2 separate regions of the Homo sapiens genome follow, and region 2 is linked to region 1. Evidence: chromatin contacts called from ENCODE POLR2A ChIA-PET data. All regions are on one chromosome and are shown on one strand. The core of a region is the stretch at or near the end of the contact, and the rest is flanking DNA. Distances in the headings are between cores, read along the strand shown. Region 1 has its middle 8.7 kb from the start of GLIS2. Region 2 overlaps DNAJA3 (DnaJ heat shock protein family (Hsp40) member A3).

Evidence for each region. ChIA-PET counts read pairs that join two places held with the same protein, here RNA polymerase II (POLR2A).
Region 2: POLR2A ChIA-PET joins it to region 1 with 27 read pairs in activated T-cell. The contact joins two enhancer-like sites. POLR2A ChIA-PET finds 5 or more read pairs at or near these places in 4 of 52 experiments (GM10248, H1, Panc1 and 1 more).

Annotation. Positions count from the first base shown.
Region 1 is chr16:4,304,085-4,310,735 of GRCh38, forward strand. No RefSeq gene overlaps it. Among named protein-coding and RNA genes, the nearest start is that of GLIS2, 8.7 kb to the right of the region's middle. RefSeq lists an enhancer at 1,227-1,739. Within about 2 kb of position 3,612, at least 35 of the 41 ENCODE cell types and tissues checked have a DNase peak (open chromatin) inside an H3K27ac peak, as active enhancers do.
Region 2 is chr16:4,454,742-4,461,392 of GRCh38, forward strand. DNAJA3 (DnaJ heat shock protein family (Hsp40) member A3) reads left to right here. Exons shown (of 12, transcript NM_005147.6): 11 at 70-186; 12 at 805-2,034. The coding sequence ends at 173. Among named protein-coding and RNA genes, the nearest start is that of NMRAL1, 17 kb to the right of the region's middle. RefSeq lists an enhancer at 977-1,947 and a silencer at 4,794-4,994. Within about 2 kb of position 4,915, at least 8 of the 41 ENCODE cell types and tissues checked have a DNase peak (open chromatin) inside an H3K27ac peak, as active enhancers do.

The sequences.
Region 1 (6,651 bases), core at 2,362-4,861:
AGAAGGAACACTGAGTGAGGGACAGATGGACTGGTCCGGCAGGGGACCCGCCCATTCAGCAGATGTCCCTGGGCACAGCTCACATGTCAGTTCTCTGCAAAGCGGACAGGCGGCTGAGAAGTGTCAGAGCCTGCTAATGAGGGCTGGGCAAGAGAGAAGCAGAAGCGAACTTGCCTGGGTCGGGGGAAGGGGATGGTGCAAAGCAACCCTGAGGCCGAAAGCCTGTGTAGCTAGAACCAACGGGGGTGGGGGCGGGCGCTCAGGGCTCAGGGCTCAGGAAAATGAGGTGGCTCTCCTAGTTTTACCAGGGAAAGGAAAACAAGGCAGGAATTTCCGGCAGGGAAACCTGGCTACTCGGTGGGACTCTTAAAGATGACACTTTTTCCTCTATCCTCGAGTGCAGCCTCAAGACGGGCCCTGCTGGTCCATCCTGGGGCGACAGGTGTAGCCAGATTCCCCTCCAATCAAGGAGTCCAACTGGAAAGCTCCAGTGGGTTACCCAAGGGCAGATACCAAGCAAGTCCCTAAAAATGGAGGCCAGTGTGCCCTGGAGGGCAAGTATAAATATGGGGAACTCTGAGCCGGGCGCAGGAGCTCACACCTGTAATCCCAGCACTTTGGGAGGCAGAGGGCCGATCATCTGAGGAGTTCGAGACCAGCCTGGGCAACGTGGTGAAATCGTCTCAACTAAAAATACAAAATTAGTTTGGTGTGGTGGTGGGCGCTTGTGATCCCAGCTTCTCGGGAGGCTAGGGTGGAAGAATCACTTGAACCCGGGAGGCAGAGGTTGCAGTGAGCTGAGATTGTGCCATTGCATTCCAGACTGGGCAAACAAAGAGTGAAATTCCGTCACGAAAAAAATAATAATAAAAAATATGTGGGGAACTCTTAAGTAGAGATGGGGGTTCCCCTCACTTTTGCCTCTTCCACGGAGTTAAAGTGTCAAGGAAAGGGGTTCCCAGGATAAAACTTTCAGGAGTATTCGGTTTTAGGGGCTACAGGCAGAGGCGCAGGACCCTAGAGGGATTTTTTTTTTAGCTGGAGTCTCACTCTGTCGCCAAGGCTGGAGTGCAGTGGTGCGATCTCAGCTCACTGCAAGTTCTGCCTCCCGGGTTCATGCCATTCTCCTGCCTCAGCCTCCCGAGTAGCTGGGGCTACAGGCGCCCGCCACCACGTTCAGCTAATTTTTTTGTATTTTTAGTAGAGACAGGGTTTCACCGTGGTCTCGATCTCCTGACCTCGTGATCCACCCGCCTCGGCCTCCCAAAGTGCTGGGATTACAGGCGCGAGCCACCGCACCCGGCTGCTAAAGGGATTTAGGAGGTGGGTGGAACCACAAAGGAAAAGCTAGCTGCTGGTGGGGTCTCAGCTTGGAAGACGTCAGGGTGTGAACTGTCACTTAAGGAACAGTTTAGGATAGAGCAAGGGATGAGGAAGCCCACCTGGAGTTCGGCAGGAGTGGGTGACCTCAGGTAGCCCCCTCTTTTGAGAAACCTGGCCGGGAAGGTTGGAGACATGGCTGTGGCTTGAGGCTAGTGTTTTTTTCTTTTTGGGGACGGAGTTTCACTCTTGTTGCCCAGGCTGGAGTGCAATAGCACGGTCTCGGCTCACTGCAACTTCTACCTACCAGGTTCAAGGGATTCTCCTGCCTCAGCCTCCCAAGTAGCTGGAATTACAGGCGCCTGCCATCATGCCCAGCAAATTTTTGTATTTTTAGTAGAGAAGGGGTTTCACCATGTTGGCCAGGCTGGTCATTACAGGCCTGAGCCACCTCGCCGGGCAAGACTAGTGTTTGATTGTTCGTTTTGAGATGGAATCTTGCTCTGTCAGCTCACTGCAACATCTGCCTTCCAAGTTCAAGCGATTCTCTTGCTTCAGCCTCCAGAGTAGCTGGGACTACAGCCATGTGCCATCACGCCCCGCTAATAGAGATAGGGTCTTACCATGTTGCCCATGCTGGTCTTGAACTCCTGGGCTTAGGAGATCCTCCCACCTCGGCCTCCCAAAGTGCTGAAATTACAAGTGTGAGCCACTGTGCCCGTCCTGGAGTCAAAGGCTTTGGACTTGAATGCCATCTCTGCTACTTTAGAGCTGTGTGTGCATGTACTTTTAACTTCTCTCTGTCTCCCTCTCAAAATGGGCCCGATAGTAGGTTCCATTTTGGTCTGGTCCCACCAGGACCTCTGACTCGCTGGCGACCTCAGGTAGGGGCTCATGTAATAGCCCAGCTCCTCAAACACGGAGGATGGGTCCCACTCCTGACCCAGCCTCATTTTACAGCAGAGCGTGAAGGCCGAGACTAGAGGCTGCACCAGGCTGGGGAAGGGGCAAATTCTAGATTACTCACCAGGCCCGTACCCATGAGAGCCCTCAGGCCTGCAGCACCGTGGATCCAGAGGCAGAGACAGAGCTTTGTAGAAGGGTGAAAACACTTCCTCCCCGCTTCCGGCTGCAGAAAAGCCACTTTCTCGCGGCAGAGCCCAGACTGGCAACCCCCAGGCCTTCTGCACCTCACCTGGGCAGCAGGCACGCTGACTGTGTGTGTTTCAATCTCTCCAGGCTCAGAGGGATGGCGGGGGATGCTGCCTGCGCGGTTGCTAGTGGCGGACACAGCTGCCTGGCTGACACTGCCTTTGTCATGCTCCAGAGCACTCAGCCAGCCCGGGGCCCCTCACCCACTCCCTCTCTCCTCCTGCCACCAGAAGCAGCCTCTTCCCGGCTCCCACCCTTTCTCCCCGAAGCCACTTGTACCTGCTCCAGAGCCTGGAGAGGTGACAAGTGCTTCCCAGACAACAAAAGCATCTCCCAGGAGAACAGATGTTACGCACACTCAGCTACACCCTTGCTCTGTGCCCTGATTTTAAGCTGTGTTTGGGCAGCTCTTTGGGATGAAACTGAGGCAAGGGGTAAAGGGCCTGTCTTGGTCAAGGTCATCCCACCTTGGGACTCCTGGGTGTGTTTCAGACATCCGTCCCCTTGGGTTCCAATGCTGGTCTGGCCACTTACAAGCTGTGTGACCTTGGGCAAGTTATTTGACCTCCCAGAGCCTAATTTCCCCCCAGATAACGACAGATAGGTAGTGAACCCACCTCTTGCTAAAAAATGTGAGCCATTATTGTCATTACTCCATCCTTTTAATTCCTCTTTCTCTCCACTCCAGCCACATCCGCCTCAATGCCTGCTGCCCCTGGACCTTAGGCTTGGGATGTGAAATCTTTCTGGAATGTTCCTTCGTTAGTTCCTCGCATGGCTTGTTCCCTCGCTTCCCTCTTTTGAGTCTTGACTCAAGTCACCTCCCCAGGGAGGCCCTGTCCTGCCCTGTCCTCCCTGGGCGCTTATGTGACATCCGAGGCGGTTTCCCAATTCGACTACCTGTGGCTCTTGCGCCTGGAACGTAAGCCCCACGAGGACAGGACTGTTTCACTTCTGACTCCCGTGTCCGCAGCGATGGAAAGAATGACTGTGGGCGCCTACCCCCGGAGGATGCTGTCGGCGCCCAGTCTGGCGGCTCCCGGCGCGCGCCCGCGAGGTCACGTCCGGGGCGCGCCGGCCGGAAGGAGGCCCCGCGTGGGGGTAGGGGCGGGGCGTCCGAGCCAGGCCACGCCCCCCGGACTCGCGCCCCCCTCTCAGCGGCAGAGCCAGCCAGCCTGGGGCCGCCTCGCACTTCCGCTCACCAGCCGGCTTGTTCATATTCATGAGGCGGGCGAGAGGCGGGGCCCGGGTCACCGGCGGCGCCCCGCCCCTGGCTTGGAATCCCGCCCCGGCGGAGGCTTGGGCCCCAGTGGGGCGCCCCCAGCTTCCGCCTCGGGGAGGGAGTTTCCACTTGGTCACGACTCAAAAATGTGTCGCTCGCGCTTCTCCGCCCCCTCGTTCCTGCCCTGGGGGGGTCTCCTCCCTCGGAAGGCAGGAGGGGAGGGGCCAAGGGAGGGACGGCTCCTCCTCCCCGGGGCAGGTCCTTAGGGATCCCGGGCGGACTCCTCTCCCTCCAAGTTAGCGCCTTCAACAATCTTTCCCCTACCCCGTCAGACAGTCTTCTGTCGCCCAGAGCTGGAGTGCAATGGCGCGATCTCGGCTCACTGCAAGCTCCGCCTCTCAGGTTCAAGCGATTCTCCTCCTTCAGCCTCCCGAGTAGCTGGGATTGCAGGTGCGCGCCAACACGCCTGGCTAATTTTTGTATTTTTAGTAGAGATGTGGTTTCACCATGGTGGCCAGGCTGGTTTTGAACTCCTGACTTCGTGATCTGCCCGCCTCGGCCTCCCAAAGTGCTGGGATTACAGGCGTCAGACGGCGCACCCAGCCCTGCAATAATCTTAAATTTTTTTTTTTTTTTGAGTTGGAATCTCGCTCTGTTGCCCAGGCTGGAGTGCAATGGCGTGATCTGGGCTCATCGCAACCTCTGCCTCCCGGGTTCAAGCGATTCGCCCACCTCAGCCTCCCAAAGTGCTGGGATTACAGGCCTGAGCCACTGTGACCGGCCTTTTTTTTTTTTTTTTTTTTTTTGAGACTGGGTCTCACTCCGTCCCCCAGGCTGGAGTTCAGTGGCACAATCGGCTCACTGCAGCCTCCACCTCCTGGGTTCAAGCAATCTTCCCGCCTCAGCTGTCCAAGTAGCTGTGACTACAGTCATGCACCACCACAACTAGCTAATTTTTTAATTTTTTGTAGAGATGGGGCAGGGTCTTAGTATGTTGCCCAGGCTGTTCTCGAACTCCTGGGCTCAAGCAATCCTCCTGCCTCGGCCTCCCAAAGTGCTGGAACTACAGGCGTGAGCTACTGTGCCCAACCAAAACTACCTTTTTTACTTTTTATTTATTTATTTTGCGATGGCGTCTCGCTCTGTCACCCAGGCTGGAGTGCAGTGGTGCAATCTCAGCTCACTGCAACCTCTGCCTCCTGGTTTCAAGCGATTCTCGTGCCTCAGCCTCCTGAGTAGCTGGGATTACAGGCGTGTGCCACCATGTCCAGCTAATTTTTGTATTTTCAGTAGACACCGTGTCTCACTATGTTGACCAGGCTGGTCTTGAACTCCTGACCCCAAGAGATCCACCTGCCTTGGCCTCCCAAAGTGCTGTGATTACAGGGATGAGCCACCAGGCCCAGCCCAAAACTACCTCTTTTAAACTTCCCAAGGATCTGTGCAATATTATGATACCGAGAAGTTCAGAGCAGTTGAGTGACTCACCCACGTCACACAGCCGGCCTCAGGTTTTCCAGAAAGGTTGGTCCTGCTGGGTTGGGGTGGCAGGTGCATGTCTCCCACGGCCTTTCAGGAAATGAGGCTTACCTAAGGCACTCCTGTCTTGCTGGATGTGGCTGAAGGTTGGGTCTGTGCGCCACACTGATGGGAGGGAGAAGCTACATGCTAGGAGAAACGAAACCATGAAGGCAGGACAGGCTGCGTAATGTAAAATGAAAATTCGCGGGCCATGTTCTAAAATGATTAAGAATTTCAAGACGGTGACAGCAGAACATTCAGCCACACTCAGGCCCTTCTAAGGGCCAGCCCTGTGCAACTGCATAGCTCACATGGCTTCCATGAAGCAAGCCTCTGATGAAGGAGCCCAAGGGTGACAGCGCTGCCACCAGGGACATCCCCACCTCTGATAGAACTCTCCCCCCTAGCCCAGGCGCCCCATCCCGTCCCCGCCCTGGAATGCAGGACCCAGTCTCTAGACTTCCAAAAGCTGAGCATTTTAGGCTTTGCAGGACAGGTTCTTGGGGAGTCAGGTGGGTCACCCTGGGAGTGTCTCACATCTGCAAGTCCCAGCCAGGCCCCTGGGGCTGCACCTCCTGGGCATTTTCAGCTCTGGGCCCTGCGGGCAGGTGGCGCTGTGTTGTACATGCCAGGCCCAGCATGGCTTCGGTTCTGACTTGAAGCCCTCCTTTCTCCCTGGGGCAGGGAATGAGAAGCAGCCAGGGCCGCTTCCTAGAATAAACACCCCACCCGCAGACAGCCCCAGCTCTGTAGGCTCAGCCAGCCAGCGCCAATGGAGAGAGAGGCTCGCCAGGCCACCGGCTCAGGGTTGATAAGTCATCCTGATCTCACTCCCTCCATCACTCCTGCCTTGTGACTGGGCTCTGCCCGCTGTGGGCTGCTTCATTCATAATAGCTACCATTTGCGGGCTCTTTCTCCCAGCCACGTGCTGCTGGAAGCCCTTTCTGTGCACTTCCCACTGAGCCTCACAGAGGCCAGTGGTAATAGGTACCCTGAGGACTGCGATTTCATAGATGGGGAAACCGAGGCTCAGAGAGGTTAGAGGGCTTGGCCAAGGTCAAGGGCCAGAGGTCTGGATCTGCCACCATTCATCCATTCTGATTCCTGTCATCTCTCCTACATCTACAATGTAGGTCTCAAGGGTTACTTCTTTTGTTTTTTTGTTTTTTTTGGTTTTTTAGAGATAGGGTCTAAGGGCCAGGCGCGGTGCCTCATGCCTGTAATCCCAGCACTTTGGGAGGCTGAGGTGGGTGGATCACCTGAGGTCGGGAGTTAGAGACCAGCATGGCCAACATGGCAAAACCCCATCCGTATTAAAAATACAAAAATTAGGCGGATGTGGTGGCACACGCCTGTAATCCCAGCTACTCAGGAGGCTGAGGGAGGAGAATAGCTTCAACCTGGGAGACAGAGGTTGTACCACTGCACTCCAGCC
Region 2 (6,651 bases), core at 3,665-6,164, 150 kb after region 1:
GTGGGCCCTGGGATGTGACTGTGGAAGTGCAGGCCCATGACGCCAGTTCTTTCTGCTGTTTGTGCCCAGGTGGCAGCACCATGGATAGCTCCGCAGGAAGCAAGGCTAGGCGTGAGGCTGGGGAGGACGAGGAGGGATTCCTTTCCAAACTTAAGAAAATGTTTACCTCATGATATCCCAGCCGAGGTAGGAAAACCCTGGAGGTTTTTTTTCCCTTTGTTTTCCTCTGTGAACTAATCCTGGTTTTCTCCCACTTTAACCAATATTGTGCCCCCACCCCCAGGAGTTGGAACAGGTGCCAGTCCAAGGTGTGGTAAACCTAGCTCCACTAGGAGCTGGCCTCTCAGCCTAGGGAATAGATGACGTGGCAATCAGCCTGTAGTGCAGGACTGGCTGGGCTGCCGCGGCCAGCCTCTGGCTGTGTCTTCTTCCTGGGGAGGTGGCGATGCTGGGGCTGTTGTACAGCCCCCCTGCAGTGGTGGGTCCGGCTTGCCCATGGTCACAGAGGGCGAGTCAGGCAGAGCCAGGCCTAGAACTCAGATCTCCTCACGTCCTGCCTGCTTGGAAGCTGCCCTCCTGCGTGGACAGCGCAGGGCTGTGCAAGCCTGGGGGCTGCTCCAGGGGTAGCGCTTGCTCGCCGTGTCATCTTGGGACCCACTTTGGTTTATTATGCTCATCTCAGCAAGTGGGGTTCTCGCCCCTCTCTTGGCACAGCTGCTTTCCAGGGATTAACAGACGCTCCCCACAGGGGTGTGTTCCCTTGAAATGTTGAGTATAAGGTAACAGCCTATCTCTTTGGCTCAGGAAAAAGATCCACTGGAAACTAGGCCGGGAAGCAGCAGCCCCTCCAAGGGCCAGGGCACCTGGGAGACGGGAGGATTCCAGAACAGCAGCACTGAGCTCCCACCCGCAGAGCCTCTGGACGGCCTTGGCAACAGCAAAATCATGGGACAACACCTCTCTCCACGGAAAGGTCACAGTGGACAGCCCGGGCAGTAGGATGCAGCCCCAGAGGCTGGTGGCAGTTTCCTGTCCATTGGTAGGTGACGGCCCCTGGCTCAGGCAGAGGGAGATGGTTAGACTCTTGCAGGGCTAAAACTCTAATTTGGAATTGAATATTGTGGATATCTTAGTTAAAGGCCATGCTTACAGCTTAGAAATGAAGCCTTAAGCTGCATCAAGTTACGAAGTGATTAATTTCCTTCTCAGCAAACCTCCGGGAGGTTCCAGAATGAGTTCTTCCTGACAGGTTGTCTTCACTGGGAGCGTGGGGCCCCCAGGCCCCACCAGCACCGTCCTCCCCTAATGAGGGGCCCTGCCGAGGCATCAGCTGCTCTGCTCAGTTAGTTTTTATTCCCGGGGTACCAAGCAGCTGCACAGTCGGTGCCTGGGAGGCACGTAGAGGCCCAGAGAGTCCCTGGGGGTTCTGCTCTGACCGTGTGGGTGGTGATCCTTGTCAGGATGTACAGTCCTTGCTCCCACCCCATCCGGGATGGCCGCCTGTCCCTGACTATTGAGTCCTGTTGTTGTAAGCCAGGCATGGAGGGCTCCTGCCCTTCTGCTGAGCCACAGCCCATTGCAGCACTGTGCTGGCCAGACTTCAGCTGCCTTGGGAACTGAAGCCCTGCCACTGTTGCTAGTCAGGGGCTTGGTTCTCCCACTTACACTGTTGACATCTATTTTCTGAAGTGTGTTTAAATTATTCAGTGCTAATCATTGTTTTTTCCTTTGTAAATGTTGATTCAGAAAAGGAAAGCACAGGCTAAGCAGTTGAAGGTTCCCCACCATTCAGTGAGAGCAGAACCCCCATTCCCCAGCCTCTGCTGGTAGCATGTCGCAGTTTCCATGTGTTTCAGGATCTTCGGGCTGTCGTTAGACAGGTTAATGAAGAACACTTCTCAACAGTTTCCTTTTTGTTTTCCTTTATAATTCACTAAAATAAAGCATCTATTAGTGTCTGATTTAGGAATGTAAAATGATTCTGTATTAATGTAAATAAGATTATCTATTGCAAAAAGATATTTCAAACCTAAATTGTGGTCATTTCTTCTTTGAAAGAATTCAGACAGCCTCTGCAGGTGGCTTATGGGGGTTACAGGAGACTTGGCTGGCCTCATCCTGTGCTCACAGCCACCCAGAGCACATAGAGGCAGATGGGTCTGGGGTGCCGACAGTGCTGACCCTCACTTGGATTCCAGAGCAGGGTGCTTGCCATGACACAACAGTCCCCTGTGAGTGAATGTTCTAGAATCTGGATGTGACTTTTTTCTTGGGAGCCCATGCTGTGAGAGCTGGCCAATGTCCCTGGGTCCCTGCATTTCAGTCTCCCTCACTGGATTGTTTCCCTTCATTCTTTCCAGTCTTTGCATCTTTTACATTCAATTTTATTTTATTTTTTTTTTAAATGGAGTCTCGCTGTGTCGCCCATACTGGAGTGAAGTGATACCATCTCTGCTCACTGCAACCTCTGCCTCCTGGGTTCAAGCGATTCTCCTGTCTCAGGCTTCTGAGTAGCTGGGACTACAGGTGCATGCCACCACGCTTGGCTAATTTTTGTATTTTTAGTAGAGATGGGGGGTTTCACCATGTTGGCCAGGCTGGTCTTGAACTTCTGACCTCAGGTGATCCGCCCACCTCGGCCTCCCAAAGTGCTGGGATTACAGGTGTGAGCCACCATGCCTGACCAAAATTTTTATGTATTATAGTTTGGCTACTCTGGGTTCCCAGCCACGCTCTATGCCTGGCGTGGCTAGAGGGGCCCTGATACACAGCTCAGTCCACTCTGGCACTCTGGGCTGAGCAGGGTGAGATGAGAGTCTGTTTGCTGGGTCAGGTGGAGAAGAGACTCGGGAAAGAGCTGACGGACAGGAGAGGCTCAGCAGTGACATTCTGCTCATCTCAGATACTTCCCAGTATTTTCATCAATGAAATACTGATTGCCTGCCTACTGTGGACACTCAGTATGGACCAGGCCCTATTCTAGTTCCTGGGGATACAGCAGTGGGGAGCTAGACCGTGTCTCTTGTGAAAGCTTGGGCTTATTCCTGGAACAGTCACCCTGAGTCTCATTCATGTCCTATTGCTTCAAAGCAGAAGTCTAGAGAAAGACTTTGGAAGAGAAAGGTGGATTTTCTTGCTAAACAGAAACCATTGTTGTGTTGAAGCATCCTTCCCTCAAGGGATTAGAGGTGGCTGTGCATGACCAGGCGAGGTGGCTCACACCTATAATCCCAGCACTTTGGGAGGCTGAGGCGGGTGGATCACCTGAGGTTAGGAGTTCAAGACCAGCCTGGCCAACATGGTGAAACCCCGTCTCTATAAAAATACAAAAAAATTAGCCAGGCGTGGTGGCACATGCATGTTATCCAAGCTTCTCAGGAGGCTGAGACAGGAGAATCACTTGAACTCAGGAGGTGGAGGTTGCAGTGATTGGAGATCATGCCATTGCACTCCGGCCTGGGCGACAGTGCGAGACTTCATCTCAAAAAAAAAAAGGTGGCCGTGCAACAGCTGTAGAATTCAGTGCTCTTTCTGGGCCTGGGTTTGGTTTATTTCCACTTGTGCTCCTGATGTATTTGTTACCAGACTTCTTTATAGCTTCTGAGTAGTAGTATGTATTTAAAAATATAAGAAAAGGGCCAGGCATGGTGGCTCACGCCTGTAATCTGAACACTTTAGGAGGCCAAGGAGGGAGGAATGTGTGAGCCCAGGAGCGAGAGAGTGAGACCCCCATCTCTACAAAAAAATTCTAAAAAATTAGCTGGGAGTGGTGGCTTGGCACCTGTAGTCCCAGCTACTTAGAAATCTTGAGGTGGCAGGATTGCTTGAGCTGAGGAGTTCAAGGCTCCAGTGAGCTGTGATCATGCAACTCCACTCCAGTCTAGGTGACAGAGCCAGACCATGTCTCAAGAAAATAAAGTATTTCTAGGCCTGTGAGCCTGTGGGAGGTACATGTTTGGCACTTGCTTAAACATTAGGAGGGTGGGCCGGGCGTGGTGGCTCACACCTGTAATCCCAGCACTTTGGGAGGCCAAGGTGGGCGGATCATGAGGTCACGAGTTCAAGACCAGCCTAGCCAACATGGTGAAACCCTGTCTCTACTAAAAATACAAAAATTAGCCAGACTTGGTGGTGGGCGCCTGTAATCCGAGCTACTCGGCAGGCTGAGGCAGGAGATCCGCTTGAACCCTGGAGGTGGAGGTTGCAGTGAGCCAGGATTGCGCCACTGGATTCCAGCCTGGGTGACAGGGTGAGACTCCATCTCAAAAAAAACATTAGGAGGGTGGACAAGGCCAGCTCTCAGGCATTGGTCCTCAGCCCCATTCCCACCTCAGGCCTGGGACTGGGTTGTTTCCAACCTGAGCCCCCTCCTCACTCATAGTCCTTTGGGTTCTGGTGGCCTGGCCTTTGTTTCCTTCCCTGTCAACCAAACAGTGTGCAAGAATTCTCTCCAGGCCCACAGGCCTCCAGCTGCCCCTGCCCCTCTGTGTTTGTAGCACTGCAGAGCCGGCTCTGATGTGGAGGACGGCAGCTGCACGGCTCCTGGAAGAGGCTTGTTTCACACTCTTGCTTGTTAATAAATACTGTGCAGGTCTTATCTTTTAACTAGAAGTTCTGCTTATTTCTCATGACTCTTCAAGGGTCACAAATGGGCCAGGGGGGAACATAAAAGGCGAAGTGGGTCCATAGTTATATGGCCAAGGGCATGATCCACAGACCTTAGCTTACTGGTCACCTCCCCCGATGCTGCTCCTGTCCCCATTTATTTATCCTTCCTGTTTTGTTTTTTGCAGCCCTTATGTCAATTTGTTTTTTGGGTTTTGTTTTGTTTTTGAGACAGGCTTTCACTCTGTTGCCCTGGCTGGCTTGTGGTGGTGCAATCACAGCTCACCACAGCCTTGACCTCCTGGGCTCAAGTGATCCTCCTACCACAGCTTCCTGAGTAGCTGGGAGTACAGGCACATGCCACCACGCCTGCCACCATTTCTTCTGTTTTTTTGTTTTTGAGGCAGAGTCTCCCTCTGTCGCCCAGGCTGGAGTGCAGTGGTACAATCTCGGCTCACCACAACCTCCACCTCCTGGGTTCAGCTGATTCTCCTGCCTCAGCCTCCTGAGTAGCTGCCGGCACACGCCACCACGCCCAGCTAATTTTTGTATTTTTTGGTAGAGACAGGGTTTTGCCATGTTGACCAAGTTGGTTTCGAACTCCCAACCTCAACTGATCCACCTGCCTTGGCCTCCCAAAGTGCTGGGATTACAGGCATGAGCCACCACGCCTGGCCCTAGTTTCTTTTGTATTTCTTTTTTTTAGGTAGAGATGGGGTCTTGCTATGTTGCCCAGGCTGGTCTCGAACTCCTGAACTCAAGCCATCCTCCACCTCAGCGTCCCAAAGTGCCGGAATTACAGGCGTAGATACATAACTATTTATTGTGTGTTTCTATCAGGCTCTCCCACTAAATATAAGCTCCTCAAGGCAGGCAGCATAACTTTTTTTGCTACATTGTATTTAGGGCCCAGCATACTGGTAAATTGTCAAAGAAATGCTTCAGTCAATGGATAGAATGAATTTTTGTGCCTGGGGGTGCCAGAGCCAGGGTGGGGAAGTAAAAAAATAAAAACTGTGATGGTAGTCACACAAACCTAAATGTGTTGAATTGAAATTCACAGAACTGCTGGGCTCAGTGGCTCATACCTGTACGATAATCCCAGCTACTCAGGAGGTTGAGGTGGAAGGATCACTTAAGCCTGGGAGGTGAAGGCTGCAGTGAGCTATGACTGTGCCACTGCACTCCAGCCTGGGCAACAGAGCGAGACCTTGACTCTTTAAAAAAAAAAAAAAAAAAAAAAAAAATTGGCCAGGCGCGGTGGCTTATGCCTGTAATCCCAACACTTTGGAAGGCCGAGGCGGGCGGATCACGAGGTCAAGAGATCGAGACCATCCTGGACAATATGGTGAAACCCCGTCTCTACTAAAAATACAAAAATTAGCTGGACGTGATGGTGCATGCTTGTAATCCCAGCTACTCGGGAGGCTGAGGCAGGAGAATCACTTGAACCCAGGAGGTGGAGGCTGCAGTGAGCTGGGATCGTGCCACTGCACCCCAGCCTGGGTGACAGAGGGAGACTCCGTCTCAAAAAAAAAAAAAAAAAAAAAAATCGGAGCTGCCATGGACCACAAACTCTCAGGCAAATAACTGGTCTCTCGGCCTCTGACCCTCTTCTCTGTGACCCACCCCAGCAAGCAAGGTGGGTTGTTTCTCCTTCAGTTTTGCTTCCCAGCAGTGTCCAATTACTGTGCGTTGTGGACCACAGCTCTGCCACATCCGATTTTCCTTTTTCCAACCTGTTTGAAGTTCACCTGTGTCCAGGATGGTACCCCAAGGCCGGCTCCTTCCAGGACAAGGATGAGGAGAGAAAGGGAGAAGCCCATATCTCCCCCGCCTCCCTGCAGAGCCTGTCTCCAGTTCACATGTGCAGATGGCCTCACTAGCTCTGGAGATGAAAGGGGTGTGTCAGAAGCTCGGCTCCTGGGGCTCCTCTGTGTCCTGTGCTATGTCCCCGTCTGTGAATGAATTTCAAATGTGGGAACAGAGGCTGCTGGTCAGAGCTGTTCTGCTAGCTGAGGTCAGAACAGGCCACTTCACACCTGT